Regions from separate parts of the Homo sapiens genome. Here regions 1, 3 and 4 are each linked to region 2. A link is a loop called in an ENCODE intact Hi-C map of the cell type or tissue named here. Cell type or tissue: PC-3. All regions are shown on one strand.

Region 1 (5,000 bases), 230 kb after region 2:
TCGCTCACGCTGGGAGCTGTAGACCGGAGCTGTTCCTATTTGGCCATCGAAGAGAACTTTTTTAAACCTCTTTTTCCTTACAAATTACCCAGTCTCAGGTATGTCCTTTTGGCCGTGTGAGGATGGAGTAATACACATGGCATAGTGCTAACATCCATTTTGATGAATCCTTTCCCTTTGGTCTACCTTCCTGAGAAGCTCAGAGTTTTCATCGAGTTCATAGATACTCAAGGGCCCCTCAGTGGGAAACTTGACCTAATCTTCTTGTGCAGAGTTTCTAATATTTGAAAACTTTCCTACCTTATTTCCTTTAAAACACACCCATCCTGCTTTCTAATCTCAGAGCCTTGGTAGGTAGGGGTAGTATGCAGCAGCAGAAAGAACACAGTCTTTGAAGCTAGCTGGATTTCAGTTTGAATCCCAGCTGTGCAACTTGCTAGTAATGTTACATAAGTTCTCTAAGCTCCAGTTTTCCCCTGTGTAAAATGAGAGCAAAATACCTGCTTATACAGTTGCTGAAAAATAAATCAGATTATTATAGAGTACTTGGCACTTGGTTAGTCTTCAATAAACAACCACCACCATTATTACACTACTCTAGTGGGTTAATAGATCCCCAAGCCTTCATTTGTTGACCTCCAAGAAAATGTCTGAAACTTAGAAAGCCTTATATATTGCAATGCCTTAGCCTAAAAATATGCCTCAAAATTAGAATCTAAAGCACAGATTAGACAACTCTCTTCATAACCTACCAAAATGGAAGCTACTTTTAATCCACATCCACTCTTAAATATAAAACAAATTTAGGTCAGAAGTAATGGACTCCCTAGGCTTTATGGTAGGGTTTCTCAACTTCCACACTATTGGTATTTTGGATCAGATCATTTGTTGCTGTGGAATGCTGTCCTGTGCATTAGAGAATGCTTATCATCATTCCTACTCTCTACCTACTAGATGCCAGTAGCACCCCCTCTTTTCCAGTGTGACAAGTAAAATGTCTCTAGACATTGCCAAATGTCCCCTGGGGGGAAAAAAATCACCCTTGATGAGAACCACTATGGTATGAGAATTATAATTCACTTTATAAAGCTCAATTGCAGATGCTCTGATTACATTTGCATTGGATAATTCTTACTGTATATAAGCAAAAATAACAATGGATAAAAGTTCTTTTTAACCATGATTGATTGAGCTCCTACTTTGTGCTAAGTTTTTGCCATTTGCTTTCTCATTCCATCTTCACAACTCTTCTGTGGAGTATGCTGTATATATTATTATAACCCTCATTTTACAGAGAAGGAAACTTAACTTCAGGAAAGTTAGATAATTTTTAGCCAAAACACAAAGGTAATAAGTAGCAAAGCTGGGATGTGAATCCAGATTTTTCCCACTTCAAAGTTTTCTTCCCATAGGTAGCACTGCCCACTGCCTCTTTCAGTTTTATTTGGATTTTCTTTTTATGGTAAGGTTGCTTTTTTTTGGCATTAGGTTCAGAAACTTATCGGTTTCTATGAGCTGTTAGATAGCTAGTAATAATTAAGAGTCCTGTACTTGATTTGAGATAGTTTTGTACTTCCTCTTTTACCCTAATTTATATGAACAAACAGAAAAGCATCTTTATTATCAGAAATATCTGAATTCCCTAAGCAATAATGCCACATCCCCTCATAAAAAATGAGAAACTAAAGACAAGTCCTGATTCTGAAAAGTTTTCAGCCTGGTTGGGAAAATAAGACTTATACCTATGAAATAAGCTGAAAATAAAACATTTTAGGACCACCTACTCAGAAGAATACCCAGCTACTATTAGGTGGGAGGATCACTTGAGCTCAGGAGTTTGAGGCCAGCCTGGCCAACAAGCAAGACTCCACTATAAAAGCAAGAAAAAGGAACATTTTAGGATATACTGGAGTAGCTATATAAAACTTCATAAGGAAAGGGAAACACCAGTATGTTACTGTAGACTTATAGTACTTCATAGAGAAGTTACAGTAGGAAATAGAGTGACAAAAAAGGGATAGAGATTAGGAAGTTGATTATAACAGGTATTATACTTCTAAATTCCCATTATGAGTGAAGAGAAGAGGTCAGGTGCATATTGGCAAGTATCTACTTATCCACTAGTGGACAATATCCCATTGGACAACTCTCAAGAATAAAAGGAATAAAATCATGGTCCACATTTTCCTCTCTCTCTTTCTAGCCAGGATCTCTGCTTACTTCTAACCATCACCAAAGGATAGATGGCCACTTAGAAGAACTAGAGAAGCCGTATTCATTTCTGGCATTAAAAAGGACTCTAAAAACACTACTTTGGCAGAGAAAATCATTTATATGTAGACACAGACTCTTAGAGCTAGAAGAGACCTTAACAGTCACCTGGACCTACCATTTCATTTTAGATATGAAGAAAATGATGCCTCCAAGAGAGAAATAAATTGCCCATGGTCACACTACTGGTAAGAATCCATGCTGTGTTTTGCTGCCTCCATGAGGAAAAAATCATGGTCACTAAACTGAGATGATCTCTTAATGATTACTCTTATATATTTACTTCATATCCACCAACTGCTAAGCCCCTACCCAGTTTCCAAATGTCACATTTATAGAAAATGAACGAAGGTTGATCCTGAGCCCTAGATTCTATGACACAAGATTAAGACCATGTTCAGGGTTACAGTGATAAGAAAGGTCCCTGACTAGGCATTTTGTAAACTTATAAGAAACCAGAAAAAAAGAATCATTTTGAGTACTGATATTCAACTACATAATGGGCTCAAAATTCCTTGTATAATCAACATACTTTATTACACTAGATGGCAGCAAATAAGTAGCTAGATATATAGTCAGTTAATCAGGAAATGGAAAACAAAATGAAACTACACAGAGATTGGGTCTAAATTTGCTGGAATAAAGTAAATGTCCATGAGCATTAAGCTCTTGCATGCTCCAAAACATTCTTGAAGAAGGCATGATTGTATATATTTTTTAAATCAAGCTTCCTCCTTACACATAGTAGGGTGCTAAACAATGTGGTGAATTGCTGCAACTTTGAATTGTATAACTGCTGATTCCTCGCCAGGTAGGGCAATACAATATATATTTTCAAGATTTTTTTCTCTGGCCATCAGAGGCAGCATAATAATAGAGAATGGGGGATGGACAGGAGTGCAAAGATAGGCTTTAGAGGTGATGTTGCAAGATACGACATCAGGATTCACAGGACAGAAAAGAACATTAACAAGAGCTGGCTGTGAATATTGGCAAACAGGTATTTGAAATTAAATAAAAATAGAGGCTACAGTTTACTGTCTTCAAAATGGACCATGCAAGACAATCCACTGGGTAATGAGAAGATACTAAAATGTTTATTTATATGTGTTGTTTATATAAAATAGGAAACAAATGAAAGTTTTCTAATATTGAGCATGTAAGAGTTGCATAAAGCCTTCAGTCAGCCTGTGTCTGAGTCACATGTTGCATTTGCTATGAGAGGAATTTTGCAGGAAGAGTGGGAGTGTTACCGTTCAGAGGGGTTGTTTGTAGTATCTTTAGTTACCTCTTCATGTAACATGTTAGAACATGTTTTTTGCAGGTTCTGTATGACTGATTTTGTGGATAGATTATACTGATTTAAAATTGATTTAACTAATAATTGTATAACAAATAAGTGAGTTAAAAAGATTCATGTAAAGAAACTTCATACTGAAGGTAAAACTAATTATGCAAGCCCAAATCAACAATAAGAAAATGGCTGGGCTAATACTTTTCTTAACCCTAGAATAAGCTTTCATCAACTCTAACCAAATCTGATAAGCTGTCTTCCAAAATAGGAAATTATCCCAAAGACTATTTGAAATAAAGATCTACTCCTACTGCTGTTAAGAATGAACCTTTAACTTAGTATACATTGTGCTTTTTTCAGAAATGAGACAGTGTCTCATTTCGGTAGACAGTGTCTACTAATGCCAATTTTATATTTTATATTAAACCAAATTTATATATATTTTATGTTTGACAATGAACAGAATATATTAGAACCTTGTACATATATATAACTTACAAATATGTAAACATATGTATCATGTGTTCAAAAATTACTTTACTAATGGGATGTAGAATACAAATTTTAGTGACTTATGACTGAGCATAACCCCGTCATACATGAATGAATAAAATGAGGCAAGAGGCTTAGAGTCTGCCAATGTCACCACGGAGCAGCAATGTCCAAATTCTTATTATTCAAACACTTTCTGTTCCATTCTACTTTGCTTCCACATCTTCCTCAGGTTTATCTAATTAGGTAACATTTAGGTACACAAATCCAAGGCAGAGCCCTGGGCTCCTTATCCTCTTACAGCTCTCCAAGTGCCCTCATCCTGAAATAATTGCTCTGTTAGAAGCACAAAGGTGTGAAAAATATTAAAGGAGCAGCATCTGCCCGTCAAAGAAAATGCAACTATGTGGAAAGGAAGGGCCCAAATATTAGAGCAGAAAGACACTACAGGATAAGCTAAGCACTTATTCTCATAATGAAATATTTTTGGATGAACGTCCATAAAGCAAGAGAATTCCTAAAAATGTATTCGCTATTTTGGACTATATAGGAGAATGAGGAATGGCTTAAAAATGAGAGGTTGACTTGGGGCTGGAGAAGATAGTCTGGCATTCAGGGGCAGACACAAGGGGATGAGGGGATGAGAGGAAACCCTTTCAGATGAGGAGTTTCAAGGCCATGATAATTTACTTACATGTTGGCTCGCTTTTTCTTATAGAGCCTTGCCAAGTGGCTGCAATCAATAGTCTGCACAAACTAGGCTGCAATCATAGTCTGCATAAACTCTGCTAGAGTAGGTACGTGCTCTTCCTAAATGCCAGTGCTTGCAAAATGTGGTCTTGGGAGTCTGGTCCACCTGCAGCAAAACCACTGGGGTAGCTTGTTTTTAACATCAAGCCCCTGAACTCCACCTCAGGCTACTGAGTCAAACTCTGGGACAAGC
Region 2 (5,000 bases):
CTTTACTCATTCTTGCATGCAGGCTAGGATAATTTCGGAGCACTGAAATAAAATGGTGAAACGCTGTCTCTACTAAAAATACAAAATAGTTGGGCATGGTGGTGCACACCTGTAATCCCAGCTATTTGGGAGGCTGAGGCAGGAGAATCACTTGAATCCAGGAGGTGGAGGTTGCAGTGAGCCAAGATCATGCCACTGTACTCCAGCCTGGGCGACAAAGTAAGACTCTGTCTCAAAAAAAAAAAAAAAAGAAAGAAAAAAACAAACAAACAAACAAAAAAATACAACAACAACAACAACAACAAAAAACTCATCCCACCATACCCACTGACCTCACTTTAAATGTATGGTCACCAGCTTCAAGTCCTCATCTTACCTTATTTGACCTCTCAGCAGCATTTGACCCAGTTGATTACTTTAACCTCCTTGACGTTTTCACTTGGTTGAAAATATGCATACCAGTTTTCTTCCACTTTTTAAAATTTGCCCTTCTCTGCTGCTTCCTCCATATAGCTGAAAATGATTGGAAACATATTAAATATGTGAAAATCCATAATGATACTACAAAATAACTCATTGTACACATGGAAAGTTTTTAGAACACAAAAGAATTATTGGGAAACTGGTAAATAAAAGAAAACATTAAATATTTATCCTGATTTTCTTGCACAACTATATTTCAGGATAAACAAATAGTTGATAAGAAAATGTCCTTCCTTTTATAAGAAGTCTATCTAATAAAGGAATGAGAAAATCATAATATCACCGTTTGTAATCCCCAATGAAGTAATGAATCTAGATAATGTCCTTCAATGGCTCCTGAAATCATCAGGTGATAATCTGATGGGGAACTTTATAATAAATGGATTGGGCTGACACTTTTAAAACCACTAAGTGGAGACAACCAGACAATAAAATGACACAATATGAGTCTCCGGCTCAATCTAAAAAGTATTATTGCCAAAAAAGCTCAGACTTCAATTTGATCTAGCTTCACTTGTAACTACCAGCCAAGAGAATTACACCCTGGGGATGTAATTAGTCAAACCTAGAGTGTCAAACTTACAACAGAATTTCTTTAACAAATACATTTTAAGGAAAAAGTGGAGGGGAGACTATTATAGATTTTTTAAAAAGAGAGAGAGAGAGATAGGCCGGGTGCATTGAATGCCTGTAATCATAACACTTTGGGAGGCTGAGGCAGGAGAATTTTTTTAAGGCTAGGAGTTTGAGACCACTCTAGGCAACAGAGCAAGTCCCTGTTTCTTTAAGAAATATATTAAAAAAAAATTAGCCAGGTGTGGTGGCGTGCCCCTGTAGTCTTAGCTACACAGGGGACTGATGCAGGAGGGTTGCTGGAACCCAGGAGTTCAAGGCTGCAGTGAACTATGATGGCACCACTACATTCCAGTTTGAGTGACAGAGCAAGACTCTGTCTAAATATATATCTATATCTATGTGTATACACATACATATGTATATATCTATAGATATAGATATGTGTGTATATATATATATAGAGAGAGAGTGTTTTAGGCAGGTTCTCTAGAAAGCAGAGGCTGAAGCTAGGATTAAGATGCCAGCGGCTCATTTGGGTTGTGCACACTCAGGTCAGTTATTGGAAAGGAGGGACGGAGGTGAGGGAAGGGAAGATACTAAGCAGTGTGATGTGATGGGTGCCATTGTGCTGCCTCTGCCTTCACAAGCCAAGAAGTCAGCAGGTGGCTACTTGGTGCAGGGCTTCTCCAGCTGGATTGTAAGGAAAAGCCATACCTTGGACGGCTTGCTGAAGAAAAAAAGAAGTCACTTATTTGCTTGGTCCTTGTTCTTCACTGGTCATATTTTACCCTTGGAGGAGCTAACTCCTGCCCTTCTGGATTGTCACATTCAGTCTCCTGACCTTTCTGGACATCAGCTCCCATACTTAGTGGGGAAATTTTCCACCCAAGACCAAAAGTAGCATTAAATCAAGAGGGAGAAAGAAAAGTTATTGAAAAGATGCATAAGTTTGCGTCTCAAAGCAGTTCACCCCCTTTCCCATGCAGATCCTCTCATATGCTACCTATATATCCAGCTCCCAAGTCACAATATGGGATTCCTTTTTATCCCTTTGGAATGAAAATGTTCTCACTCGTTTCCTGTGAGGAGAGGTTCAGGTCTAATTAATCACAGACTCTTCTTTAAGGCTGCTAATCATGATCTCCTAGAAGAGGAAGGCAAGACAGTAAAGCAAATACATCATTCCCAACCAACCTCTGTAGCTAGTCTCAAGGCAGTTAAATTGCTCCCCAATGGCGACACTAGGTGGAGCCATAGGACCAGGTGGGATTCCTTATCTTCTCAGTAAGGGTGGTGGATGCATAGCCAGAGGAAAACATGGGTTATGAGATAATTTGTATAGTAAAGCCTCAGAAAATATTTTCTTTCTTTCTTTTTTTTTTTTGTTAAAGTGTTATGTGTATGTGGGACAGGAGTAGGGGGTGCGGGAGGATGGGCTGACCATTTTTGACTCATCTTGAAACAGTTTTCTTTCCCCTGGAATTTTAGTTTATCTAGTTCTCTTTGATTCTACAGGTCTCCAAATCCCCTAAAAATATGATAGTTTTAAATTTCCAGCTTTTCCCATTCTTACAGTGAAATATTGGCTTACAGGATTTACTTCATTTTGCTTAGAAGAGTTCTCATATTAACTTGTCGGGTGCAGTGGCTCACACCTGCAATACCAGCATGTTGGGAGGCTGAGCAGGGGCAGATTGCTTGAGGCCAGGAGTTCAAGACCAGCCTGGCCAACAAGGCGAAATCCCCTCTCTACGTCGTAGTGCACACCTGTAATCCCAGCTACTCGGGAGGCGAGCCAGAGGTTGCAGTGAGCCAGGATTGCACCAATACACTCCAGCCTGGGCAACAGAGTAAGGCTCTGTCTCAAAAAAAAAAAAAAAAAAAAAAGAGTTCTTGTATTAACTTGTAACGTAGTCATATTTTCTCATTAAAACCATTACCCTAGACTGTATCATTCTTCAACTTTCCCATTTCTCCTGTATTTCATAACCATTATTATTACTATTATTTTTGCAGAGTTGTCTATATTTGCCCTTTTCTTTTTCGCTTTCCCAGTCACATTTCTACCCATTGCAGTCCGGCTTATGCCCCCACAATTCCTCAAAAGGTTCTCTTCTTCAAATCACCAACATCTCTTCCTAATCACTACATCTAATGCATACTTTCAATCATTATCTCACTTGACTTCTCAACAGCACTGAAATTACTGCACACTCTTTCCTTCCTGAAAGCTCTTCTTTCCTCTGCATCTGTGATGTCACATTCTTATGTTTTTCTTTCTATCCCACTCGCTATTCCTTGTCATTTGCTAGTCTCAGTTTCTGGGTCGAGTTCTTATATTCCAGGATTCTTCAGGATAATATCTTCAGTTCTTTTTATCCCTCACTGTTTGCAGGATAACATATCATTTTTTTCAGTAATTTTTTTGTTTGTTTTTACCCCATACATTTACTGCCATTTAATCTAGGACAGTACTATATAAAAGAACTTTGGAGGTAATAGAATTGTGGACTTAATGAGAATTGCAATCCCATAGGAGTCTTTCAAGGAGTTTCTGTCAGACTGCACCAAAGTAGTGTTTCAATCCACTGCTTATATACAGGTGGTGGCAGCTCAGTATGTGCTCAGAAGTTACATCAAATGTGCTCGGAATTACATTACGTGTGCTCAGAAGTTACAAGCAAACAAAATGTCATCAAAGTTTGGATGTGAGGGTACATCTGGTTATAGATTACAGAGGCATAATCATTAATCCCGTTGTACATTATTTTTTGTACAGAAAAAGGCAAGGACCAGAATCATTGAACTTATCTTTTCTAAAAAATGCACTGATTCAGGCAGGAGATATGGGAATCTGTGCTCTCCCCTTCTTATCGTTTTCAAGGCATTCTTTTGGAGGGCTGTGCTCAGTCACCAAGTCAGGGGCTCTGTGAAATTCTGCTGGCAAGGGATTATGTGAAATTCTGCTGGCAAGAATGAACAAACACAGCTTCTTACATTTACTATTTTGTCTCACAGAAACATTCTCTACTTGCATTGTGCAATATAGTAGTCCTTTACCACCAGGATAGTGAGCACTTGAAATGTGATACTGTGACTAGGAATTAAATTTTAAAATTTGTTTAATATTGATAAATTTACATTTAAATAGCCACATATGGCTAGGGGCTACTGTATCACACAGCCACACAGCCCACATTTAGACCTGGAGGTATTCATTGTTTTATGGAAAGATATTATATTAGAAAAATCAGAAAAAATGCTTTGTGACATTTCATGTGGGAAATCAGGACATTGAGGAAGTCATAACCAGAAGGAAGATCTGGGCTAGATATTACAGAAGAGGCTGGAGTTCCTGCAGGGAGAGGCAGGAGCATGACGAGGGAGAGAGGTCATCGAGGCTGGGGTGAGACATCTGACTTACCGTCAGGAGCCACGTCAGTGCCTCATAAAATCCAATCTCCATTCAGGTGAGCGCCACACCCTGTCTGTGCAAAGACACTATAACAACTGTCCTTTCTCTTGTGATTCTATTGACAGCAGCCAGCAACTCACCCGTGTCTATCCAGCAGCAGACACACCATTCTGTGCCCTCATATTTTGATATGTAACAATCTGACTTACCTTCATGTGGACAACATGAAACAGCATATGAAATGAATGCCGAAACTAAGCATCACTACTTAAAATATTTATACAAATTTAAAATTTTAAACACAGATTTAATTTGTTTTTATTTATTTCTCTGTTGATCTTTTTTTTTTTTCCCTCTCTCTGATATGTTGCTAATTTTCCTGTGTTCTGTTCTTCACTTTGTTAAATCCTAGGATAAACTCAGACTGGGATATGCATGGTTCCTTTCTCACGTGCCTTTTGCTACAGAGCTGTTCTGATGCTGGTCATCTGACTGTCTCTTCTACTTCCTGTTATTATCTGAAAAT
Region 3 (5,000 bases), 1.0 Mb after region 2:
ATTACTTGTGTGTGTGTGTGTGTATATATATATATATATATTACATATATATATATATATATATATTACTATACTAGTCAGGTATAATAGTTTTTTGAGAGCCCAATGGTCAGTCTATCACTCTAAAATGTCTGGTTGTGTACCAATGACTTTGAACCTCAAGATAAAGGCAGTGACCCCTCTGCTGTGCCCTTGTTCTTTGTTGAGGAAGCTGCAGCTCTGAAGGAGTTAATAATCAGATGTAGGCCATGAGCTGATTATGGACATTCCCTAGGATTTAGTTATTTTGTCTGGGAAGGGCTAACCAATTCCTGGGATGTATACTTGAACTTCTGTGCTCAGCTCATGAAAGATTTCATTTGTCTCATGTAACTACAGAAGTCCTCCCTTATTCGAGGGGCCTGTGTTCTGAAATCATGGCTAATACTCAACCCAATTGCTGTCAATGGGAATGTATTTCTGTTTGTCTTCCACCCACAAATTTAATGTCTTTTCCATCTTAACTAAGCTCTTATTATGCTCTGTGGCTATAACTTTTGCAGTTTGAGATATGACAGCAAAACTAGCAGATATTTTTCTCTTTCTTTGAAATTTAATGGATAAAAGATTCATTCTTACTTAGATCTTTCACTTAAAGGAAGCACTTTATGACCTCTTTCTGGCATATCCAAGTTGCCTGCACCACTACTCTTGTGTTTTGGGGCCATTATTAAGTAAGATAAGGACTACTTGAACACAAGCACAGCAAAGACTGCAGCAATCTATCTGATCACCATCATGGCTACTAAGTGAAGAACAGGAGAGTAGTATATACAGTGTAGATGTGCTGGACAAAGGGAGGATTCACACCCCGGGCAGGATGGAGTAGGATGATGATAGCTCATCTCGTTACTCAGAATGGTGCAAAACTTAAAACTTATGAATTTTATATGTCTGGAATTTTCCATTTAATATTTGTGGACTGCAGTTGACTGGGTAATTGAAACCACATAGAAAATGAAACTGCAGATTGGGTGGGGGATGGGGAAATTACTGTATGTCATAAATTAGCCTTATATTTAAATGAAGCATTTTGTTTTTGGTACTCTTGATATATTAAATATAATTATCTAATCCAGATTTAAGTATGTCTAAAATGAAAAGTAAACAAAAGAAATACAACTTGGTAAGTGATCCCAACTTTATTTTTGTTTATCTTATTTTGACAAGAATTGCCAATTAATGAGATTTCAGAAAATCAGCAAATTAAATTTCAGATTCAGAGCATGGAAATATTTCCAGAACATTGTCTCTGATGCGGTATCTTTTTGCTTTATAATAATGTGTCTCATTAATGAATTCTTGGCCTTAGACTTTTTCTAGTCACCAAAATGTTTGAAACCCAGGTTTGTTATGATGCAGGAAAAAGATCACATCTCTCTTTAGTATGCTAAAAAATGTTGGCTACTAAAGGAAAGCACCCATCTTTTTGAAGGTCTTATCAGCATTGTCTTTAGTATTAAAGAGCTATAAGATGGTTTAATATACATGTCTCTATTAGAAATGATATGTTCCCCATTTGCAAAAGATCACATCTATTTTTCTTTATCTTGTAAGCCTTTATAGGTAAGGGACTTGTCTTACTAATTTTTTATCATCAATGTCTGATAATAGGTAAGATATACACTTGCCAAATTTGGGTTGTAAAGTATGTGGCAAGAAACACTCTCATTGTAAGCTGACAGCATTTTCAAGACCTGAAGAACTGGTCAGGTAGTGCACCTGGGGCTAGCGTCTTATGCACTGCTTGATTGCTATGCCAGGATACTAGTCTAAAAACAAAGCAAAGCCCATATAAACAATGATTCTCAGAGCTAACAAATGAATAAAGAGATGTGATCTCCAAATAGAGCCAACTTAAAATGGGTAATGGGTTGAAAAGCCAAAGAGATCCAGAAGACAGTAGTTAGAAAAATTCCCAAGTCAATCAGTGTCCAACTATATTCTGGCTTTACTATGGGCCTGTAGGAGTTTCAGATATTTTAAACTACAGAAAGTAAAATGGATCATATCTACCTTCATGAATTATTTTATTACAACTTTATTAGTCTGGGCTGTAGATGATATCAAACGTAATTGAATTTTCTGAGTGGTTGAGGAGTTTACCAAAGGGAGCCTTTTCAGTGGAATGGTCAGGGATGAGGGAAAAATGAGTAATAAAGAACACTGGAATTTGTATTGGAGGGGTGCTGTTACCAGCCCCAGGTCTGAAGGAGTGAAGGCAGGGAGCTGTTACTAGGACCTGGAAGAAAGCTTTATGGAGGGGGTTATCCAATAGGCTGTAACTTCTCAGGGAGAGAGCCAGAGGAATATAAATCCCAACATTTTCCCCTCACCCACATCCTCTTGATGGTGCCTCCCATTGGGTGAACCCGGTCAGAGTGGCTGAACCCAATCAGAAGCCAGAGGGCAAGGGGACCCCTCAATTTAGTCTACAGGGCAGCCATCTGAGGTCCAGATGTTGGAGGGATGGTGAGGCCAGGAGAGGAAGAGAAGTGAGCCAAAAGGAGAATGGGTGGAGTGAGGTTGGGGACATCAAAGGGCAACTGATCACATGGGACCTTGCAGGCCACTCCGGAGACCTTTAATTTTACTCTGAATGAAAGTACCATCACAAGGGTGTGAGCAAGAGCAGTGATATGTTCTGACTTACATTTTATATGGCTTGCTTTGGCTGCCATGTTGTGTGGGAGGGGAAGCAGGGAGGGTTTGCAGTACCCTGGCAAGATAGTGCAGAGTACCAAGGAGAGAGTGAGAAATGGCCAGATTTTGAATAGGCTTTGAAGGGGGAATCAGGATTTCCTGATAGATTCAATGTGGAGTTTGTGAGAGAAGTCAAAGATCGCTGCGTTAGTTTTGGGCTGAGGATCTGTAAGGTGAGCCTGCCATGAGGTGAGATGGGAAGGCTGCAGTGGAGTTGAATTTGGGGGAATAGAATTGTGGGGACCTAGCCAGGTACTAGGAGTAGGTTAAAAACTCAGAAGGCATTGTGTGCATTGAGAGTAATGGGAAGACAGCCCTTGAACAACGGAATCCTTAGGCCTCTGGTGACCTCTAGTGGACAAATGTATTCTTAACTTGCCGGGCATTCTAGCTCAAAAGTACACTCTTGAAAATGCTTATGTTACTTAGGCATTAGTTTTCTTTTGAACCAAGTGAGAGTAAGTCATGCAGCTATTTCTTTTCTACCCATGGTGGATGGGAAATCTTATCAGATTCAGCATTTGAAGGCTAGGGGTGCAAAACACGTTGAGTAGGAGGTTGACAGTTACCTGTTACCTAGACACTTTGAAGTGTTCATTGTGTCAGGAGTGCCGGGGGTAGGAAAGAGGTTTGGAAATGAAATTCTGAGAATTGGGAAGGAATCAGCTGAGCTGGAGTGGTCACTTGTCGGTGTGAGGAGTATGAGAGTGGAGAGTGGAATGAAGTTGGGAGAACAGGTGGCATCAGGAGAAATGTCAGTGGTTTGTCACATACTTAACACCTTTCCAGATCAAGTAAGTAGGCGTCACTAGTGCTTGTTAATTTCCCCCAACCAACTTTCTTTATATTCCATCACCAAAGCCAGAATTCTGGAGTGGGTCTGCAGCTTCATCAGGATGGGCAACAAGTCTTATGAATTATTTCCCCCAAAGACCCTCTTGATTTCTCCCTTCTCCATTCCCATTCCCACTGCTCAGACTCTCACTGTTGGTTGTTTGGACTACTTCGAGCCTCTTCATTGATATCCCGGCCTTTCATCTTTCAAGCTTTCCAGCTAATCATACTGTTATATTTCCGCTTAAAACTTTTTACAGGGACTTCCTGTCTTTCAGGATGAAATCCCACAAGGCTGATCACAACTGGTCCTGCCTTCTCCCCTCCCACATGCTGTTGCCCTCAGTCCATACTCCAGGAACACTGAACATGTAGTTTCCTGAGTGCATCTTTGCAAAGCTGTCTATCTGTCTGTTTTTCTCTACACCTCCACCCCACACACTGTTCTCGAGATGTTTTCTTTTTTCCTATGTCTGTGTAAGTGCCACCTCCTGTAAGATTTTTTCTGCTATCTTTCTCCTCCCCAAAAGTTGGGTTCTCCATTTTCAGAATTATCACAATTTGTGCCTAATTCCCTTAGCATGTCTCTCCCTCTGTTGTAATTATAGGTTACGTGTTTATTTTCTCAGTTTCAAAGCTGCCCAGGACCAGGTCTTATTCATGATTGTAGCTCCAGAGCCTGACACAGGGATAGAATAAGCACTCAGTAAGGGAGTTTTAGATGAATTAACAAACCTGTGGTAGAATAAGCACTCAGTAACGGAGTTTCAGATGAATGAACTGTGTAGATGACACAAGCTCTGTAGGGAAGGAACCATCAGAGCACTAAAGGAATTAGGAGGGAGAGATTGTAAATAAAAACTTCTGTTTCTAGGAAGCACTCTGGTCCTTATCACTACATTTCTGTCTCTTAAAAGGCTTTCTTGAAGCATAGTATGGAGTAATATAGAAAAGTGAACATCTCATAAATACAGTTTGATGGAGTTTTACAAGCTGCACACCCATGTCATCAATGCCCAGATAGATAAATGGAACATGACCAGTACCCCAGGAAGCCCTCTTCCTGCTCCTTCCAGTCGCTGTTCTCTTCTCCCACTACCAATATTAATCGTTAGCCTTACTTTTGATTCTCATAGATTTGTTTTGTCTGATTTTGAACATCATATTAAAGGAATATTTCAGAGTATAATCTTGTGTCTGGCTTTAGCTCAACATTATTCTGTGAGATTCAACCATTGTTACTGATGGTTATAGATGAGTCATTCTCACTGCTATACCCCACTTCATTATGTAGTATGCCACAATTATCTATTTTGCTGATGAGCATTTGGGAGGCTCCAATTTTGGCCATAATGAACAGTGCTGCTATGAATTTTCTTGCACATGTCTTGTGATGAACCTAAGTATGCATTTCTGTTGGTTAT
Region 4 (5,000 bases), 120 kb after region 2:
TGCAGAATTATTGGTTGGTGTTTTATTCTATCTCTCTCAGCACTTTAAAATATTTCACTCTACTCCTTTACTGTTTGCATGGTTCCTGAGAAGAAGCTGGGTATAATTCCTATCTTTGGTCCTCTATAGGTAAATAATTTTCCTCACTTGTTTCAAAATTTTTTCTTTGTTTTTTATTTTCTACAGTTTGAATATGACATGCCTATGGGTAGTTTTTTGAGCATTTACCCTGCTTGGTGTTCACTGAGCTTCCTGGATCTGTGGTTTGGTATCTGATATTAATTAGGGGAAATTCTCAGTCATTATTGCTTCTGATGTTTCTTCTGTTCCTTTCTTTCTTTATTTTTCTTCTGATATTCCCATTAAGTGTTTGTTACAGCTTTCGTAGTTATTACACTGTTTTTGAATATTTTGTTACTTTTTTCCTAGTCTTTTTTTTTTTTCTGAAATTTCAGTTTCGGAAGTTTCTATTGACATATTCTCAAGCTCAGAGAATCTTTCCTGAAACTGAGAAATTATTTTCATTAGGCTATGTCTAGTCTACTAATGAGTCCAACAAAGGCATTCTTCATTTGTGTTACACTGTTTAGAGCCTTTAGCATATTAACTGTAGTTTTTTAAAATTTCTGGTCTAATAATTCCAATATCCCTGCCATTTCTGTGTCTGGTTTTGATGCTTTCTCTGTCTCTTCAAACTGCCTATTTTTTTTCTTTTAGTGTGCCTTGTAATTTTTTGTACAAAGCTCAAGACCAAGTACCAGTAAAAACGCCTAAGGTGTTGCAGAAGGAGAAGTATTCTATAGTCCTATGATTAGGTCTCAGTCTTTCAGTAAGCCTGTGTCTTTGGACTGTGAGTTACCCACATGCTTCTTAGTCCCTCTCCCCTTTGGTGAGATGGGATGGCTAGAATGGGCTAGAGTTGGGAAGGCTAGGGGGAGCTGAAATAGGATATTTTCCTCCCCTAAGGCAGCTTATCCTCGGCTAAAACCCCAGTAGTTTAGGCTCAGATAAAATAGCTTCTTTCAAGTCAGGCTTTGTTAAGAACAGAAGCTGTGGATTATTTCAAAATGGTTACTTTTCTTCTCCTCCAGCCAACAACATGAGGGAATTTTTCTCATATCTTAACTGTGAGATCTTAGTAGAGCTCTCACAGGTAAAACTTACAAAACTATAGGGGCTCTCCTATGGGATTGGGTCCCCTGAAATTTTTAATCTCTTAGATTTGACTACAATGAGCCATCTGCAATTCATCAAAATTACATTTTAGGGTTTCCTAGCCTGACAAACAGGGAGGTTTCTGCTCTTGTTAAGTTGTGATTCTCTGAGTCTGCCTCCCTGTCTCCAATTTTAGATGCATCAGTTTGTCCTGCGACCTCAGTTCTCTGATCAAAAGTCTAAGAATTGTTGATTTTTCAGTTTGCTCAATGTTTTACTTGTTGTTAGCAGGGCGTGACAACTTCTGAGATCCTTATATGTTTTACCAGAAAGATGAGGTACGTTTGAAGGATTTTCATTAAAGTTAGAATTCTATTTCCAAGTTTTATGTGCAAGTGAGAATACTTAAAAGGGACACATTTTCAGCCCTGAAGTTGCTTAATGGTGGAACCATTTCTAAAGATACAATGGTTTTTCCATAAATTAATTTTCCAAAATCAGTTAATTGGCCACTGTTGGCTGACATTTTTTCAAGTCTAACAGACTTTCACTACTTTTTAACTTAATATGCCTGATAAAGAGCTTGTATGGGGGTAGGAGAAGTGACAGCTCTGATACTTTCTTATTGTTGGCTTGTGCTTGCATTATTGTAATTATTATTGTCCTCAATATATGTTTTATTTTTTAAAACTACTTGTCCATTTTGAAAGGATTAGTTTGATTAGAACTAGCTAATTTTATCTATCAATCCTCTTATCCAGAAACATATAAACTGTACTACATGGCCATACACTGAAACTAGGGGAAAAAGTAAACATGCAATTGTTCAGTTTTAGAACTCCCATTCTCCTCAGAGAAAGAACCTTGTGTATCATGCGTGACATATAATTAACTTATAGATAGAAAAAGGAATATTATCCCAGTTATTAAATTTTTGTAAGATGACTGGCTTTGAATTTTCAGATGAAAATAAAGATAAATAAGAATTGCAATTTTTTTCTACATCTCATTGAATTATCTTTTACATAATCCATAAGTCCCTACTGAAAAGATTCATTGATAAGACTAAAGGAAGGTAGCATTTCTCTCATTGTAACTGAAAAGTCTCTTAAACCCAAAGGGTAATTGATTAATCAGCTCAATAATGTTACCAAAAAACCAGATCCTTTTAGTTTACTTTTCTTGCTATCCTCCAAAATCATCCTGCTGGCATGATTTTTAGACTAGAAACAAGAAATCTGAAACAATTTTAGGCATTATATACAGTCTTATAACAACCAGAAGAACATAGTCCATCTCTTGGGAGAGAGGAAAATTATTCCAAAAGAACTCCCTTGGAGCTTGGATGCGATCAGCTTCCCCTGAGGCATATGGTTAAGTGAATGAAGGGTGAATGTCTGAAAAAGAAAAACCGTTTCCTGTTAAGGAGAGAAAAGAGCTATTGGAAAGGAAACCACTGGGTAGCTTAAATAAGCAGATTAATCATACTATCTTGGCAATCAATTGGATGAAAATGGTCAAATATAGATAGTTCTTATCTATTACCTTGCTCAATCAAGGCTTGTAAAAGCATTGGGAAAGTGAACTCAATGAGTCATCATTTATTTGCAAGAGACATCATACAATATTCATTTTTAAGAATGGCTATTTTTTTTTTTTTTTTTGAGACGGAGTCTCGTTCTGCAGCCAGGCTGGAGTGCAGCGGTGCGATCTCGGCTCACTGCAACCTCCAACTCCCTGGTTCAAGTGATTTTCCTGCCTTAGCCTCTCGAGTAGCTGGGATTACAGGCATGTGCCACCACGCCCAGCAAATTTTTGTATTTTTTTTTAGTAGAGGCGGGGTTTCACCATGTTGGCCAGGATATGGATTACAGGCGTGAGCCACAGCGCCCGGCCAAGAAAGGCTATTTTAAAACTTGTACTTGCCTTGTACTGGATCTTAAAGAGAAAGTTTTCTGTTTTCTCCCATTGATTATGATGTTAGCTGTGAGCTTTTCATCTATGGCCTTTATTGTGTTAAGGCAAGATCCTTCCATGCCTATTATCTTCTCTATCTATGCCTATTTCATGAGAGTTTTAATCATGAGTGGATGTTGAATTTTGTCAAATGTTTTTTCTGTATCTATTGAGGTGTTCATGTGTTTTTTTCTATTCATTTTGATAATAAATAGAAAACACATGGTGTATCACATTGATTGATCTGTGTATACAGAACCATACTTGCATCCCAGGGATAAATCCCACTTGGTTAGGATATATGATCTTTTTAATGGGCTGTTGAATTTTATTTGATAGTATTTTATTGAAGATTTTTGAGTCTGTGTTTATCAGGGATATTGGGATGTAATTTTCTTTCCTTGCAGTGTCTTTGTCTGATTTTGGTGTCCGGGTGATGCTGGCCTCATAGGATGAGTTTGGAAGTGTTCCCTTTGCTTTTATTTTTTGAAAGAGTTTAAGAAAAAGCGGTATTACTTTTTCTTTGAGTGTTTAATAGAATTCCCATGAAGCCACCTCATCCTGGGCTTTTCTTTGGTGGGAGATTTTTGATTATTTACTCAATCTCCTTATTTGTCATTGGTGTGTTCCGACTATTTCTGACTCAGTTTTGGCAGGTTGTATATTCTTAGGTATTTGACTATTTCTTCTAGGTTATCCAGTTTGGTGGCATATAGTTGCTCTTAATAGTCCCTTATTATCCTCCTCACGCCCCCTAGGATTTCAGTTGTATCGTCTTCTCTTTCATTTCTGCTTTTATATATTGACATCTTTCTTTTTTTTTCAGTGTAGCCAAGCATTTGTCAATTTAGTTTATTTTTTCAAAAAAAACAAACTCCTAGTTTTGTTAAATTTTCTGTTGTTTTTTATTTTCTATTTGATTGATTTATCCTATAATCTTCATTATTTCTTTCCTTTGAGTACCTTTGGGCTTAATTTGTTGTTCTTTTTCTAGTTCCTTGAGGTGTAAAGATAGATTACTTATTGGATATATATATATTTTTTCCTTTTAAATTTAGGCTTTACAGCCATAAACTTCCCCATTAAAATGTCTTCTGCTGTATCCTATAGGTTTTGGTATGTTGTGTTTTCATTTGTCTCAGATACTTTAAAAATTCCTTTGGTTTATTCTTTGACTCAATGATTGTTCAGGAGTGTGTTTAGCATTTTTGCCTCTTCTTTTCAACATAGTGTTGGAAATCTTAGAGCAATTAGGAAAGAGAAAGACATAAAGGGCATCCAAATCAGAACAGAAGAAAATTATCCATATTCGCAGATGACATGACTATATACTTAGAAAACCTATTAGAACTAATAAACAGATTCAGTAAAGTTGCAGTATACAAAATCAACATATAAAAATCGATCACATTTCTATATACAAATTACAAAATATCTGGAAAGGAAATTAAGAAACAATCCTATACATAATGGCAATAAAAATACTTAAGAATTAACCAAAGAAGGTGAGAATCTTGTACACCAAAGAAGGTGAGAATCTTGTACACTGAAAGTAATAAAACATTGATGAAGGAAATGAAAGAAGACACAGATAAATAGATTAGAAGAATATTATTAAAATGTCCATACTATCTAAAATGATCTGCATATTTAATGCAATCGCTATCAAAATGCCAATGACATTCTTTACAGAAGTAGACAAAACAATCTTAAAATCCATATGGAAACACAAAAGACCTCAAATAGCCCAAGCAATCTTGAGTAAAAAGAACAAACCTGGAGCCACTGCACTACCTAATTTCAAAATATATTATAGAGCTACAATAATCAGAACAGTACAGCACTGTTAAAAAAAAAAAGACATGTAGATTATGGAACAGAATAGAGAA

What was found. Hi-C counts contacts between places; a loop is a spot of excess contacts. Peaks named below come from ENCODE experiments on the same cell type or tissue, not always from the same donor. Only the 100,000 strongest peaks of a DNase experiment are listed, where the experiment ranks them.
Region 1: it touches region 2 in a loop (5-fold over the local background); 7 of 110 quality-filtered maps call a loop at or near these places.
Region 3: it touches region 2 in a loop (4-fold over the local background); 50 of 110 quality-filtered maps call a loop at or near these places.
Region 4: a loop joins it to region 2, with 6 times the contacts of the local background. A loop is called at or near these places in 40 of 110 quality-filtered maps.

Annotation. Positions count from the first base shown.
Region 1 is chr5:42,654,680-42,659,679 of GRCh38, reverse strand. The region is part of intron 3 of GHR (growth hormone receptor); the gene reads right to left. Among named protein-coding and RNA genes, the nearest start is that of CCDC152, 100 kb to the left of the region's middle. In PC-3, a CTCF peak has its summit at 2,825 (motif pointing right); no DNase peak of the experiment used is centred here; H3K4me3 peaks cover 432 bases.
Region 2 is chr5:42,886,820-42,891,819 of GRCh38, reverse strand. No RefSeq gene overlaps it. Among named protein-coding and RNA genes, the nearest start is that of SELENOP, 77 kb to the right of the region's middle. RefSeq lists an enhancer at 3,768-4,967. In PC-3, a CTCF peak has its summit at 2,309 (motif pointing right); DNase peaks (open chromatin) are centred at 2,309 and 4,509; H3K27ac peaks cover 1,980 bases.
Region 3 is chr5:41,854,931-41,859,930 of GRCh38, reverse strand. The region is part of intron 3 of OXCT1 (3-oxoacid CoA-transferase 1); the gene reads left to right. Among named protein-coding and RNA genes, the nearest start is that of OXCT1-AS1, 13 kb to the left of the region's middle. In PC-3, a CTCF peak has its summit at 3,104 (motif pointing left); a DNase peak (open chromatin) is centred at 3,080.
Region 4 is chr5:42,770,469-42,775,468 of GRCh38, reverse strand. All of the region lies in intron 4 of CCDC152 (coiled-coil domain containing 152), which reads right to left. Among named protein-coding and RNA genes, the nearest start is that of CCDC152, 16 kb to the right of the region's middle. In PC-3, no CTCF peak of the experiment used is centred here; a DNase peak (open chromatin) is centred at 2,568; H3K4me3 peaks cover 1,397 bases; H3K27ac peaks cover 1,837 bases.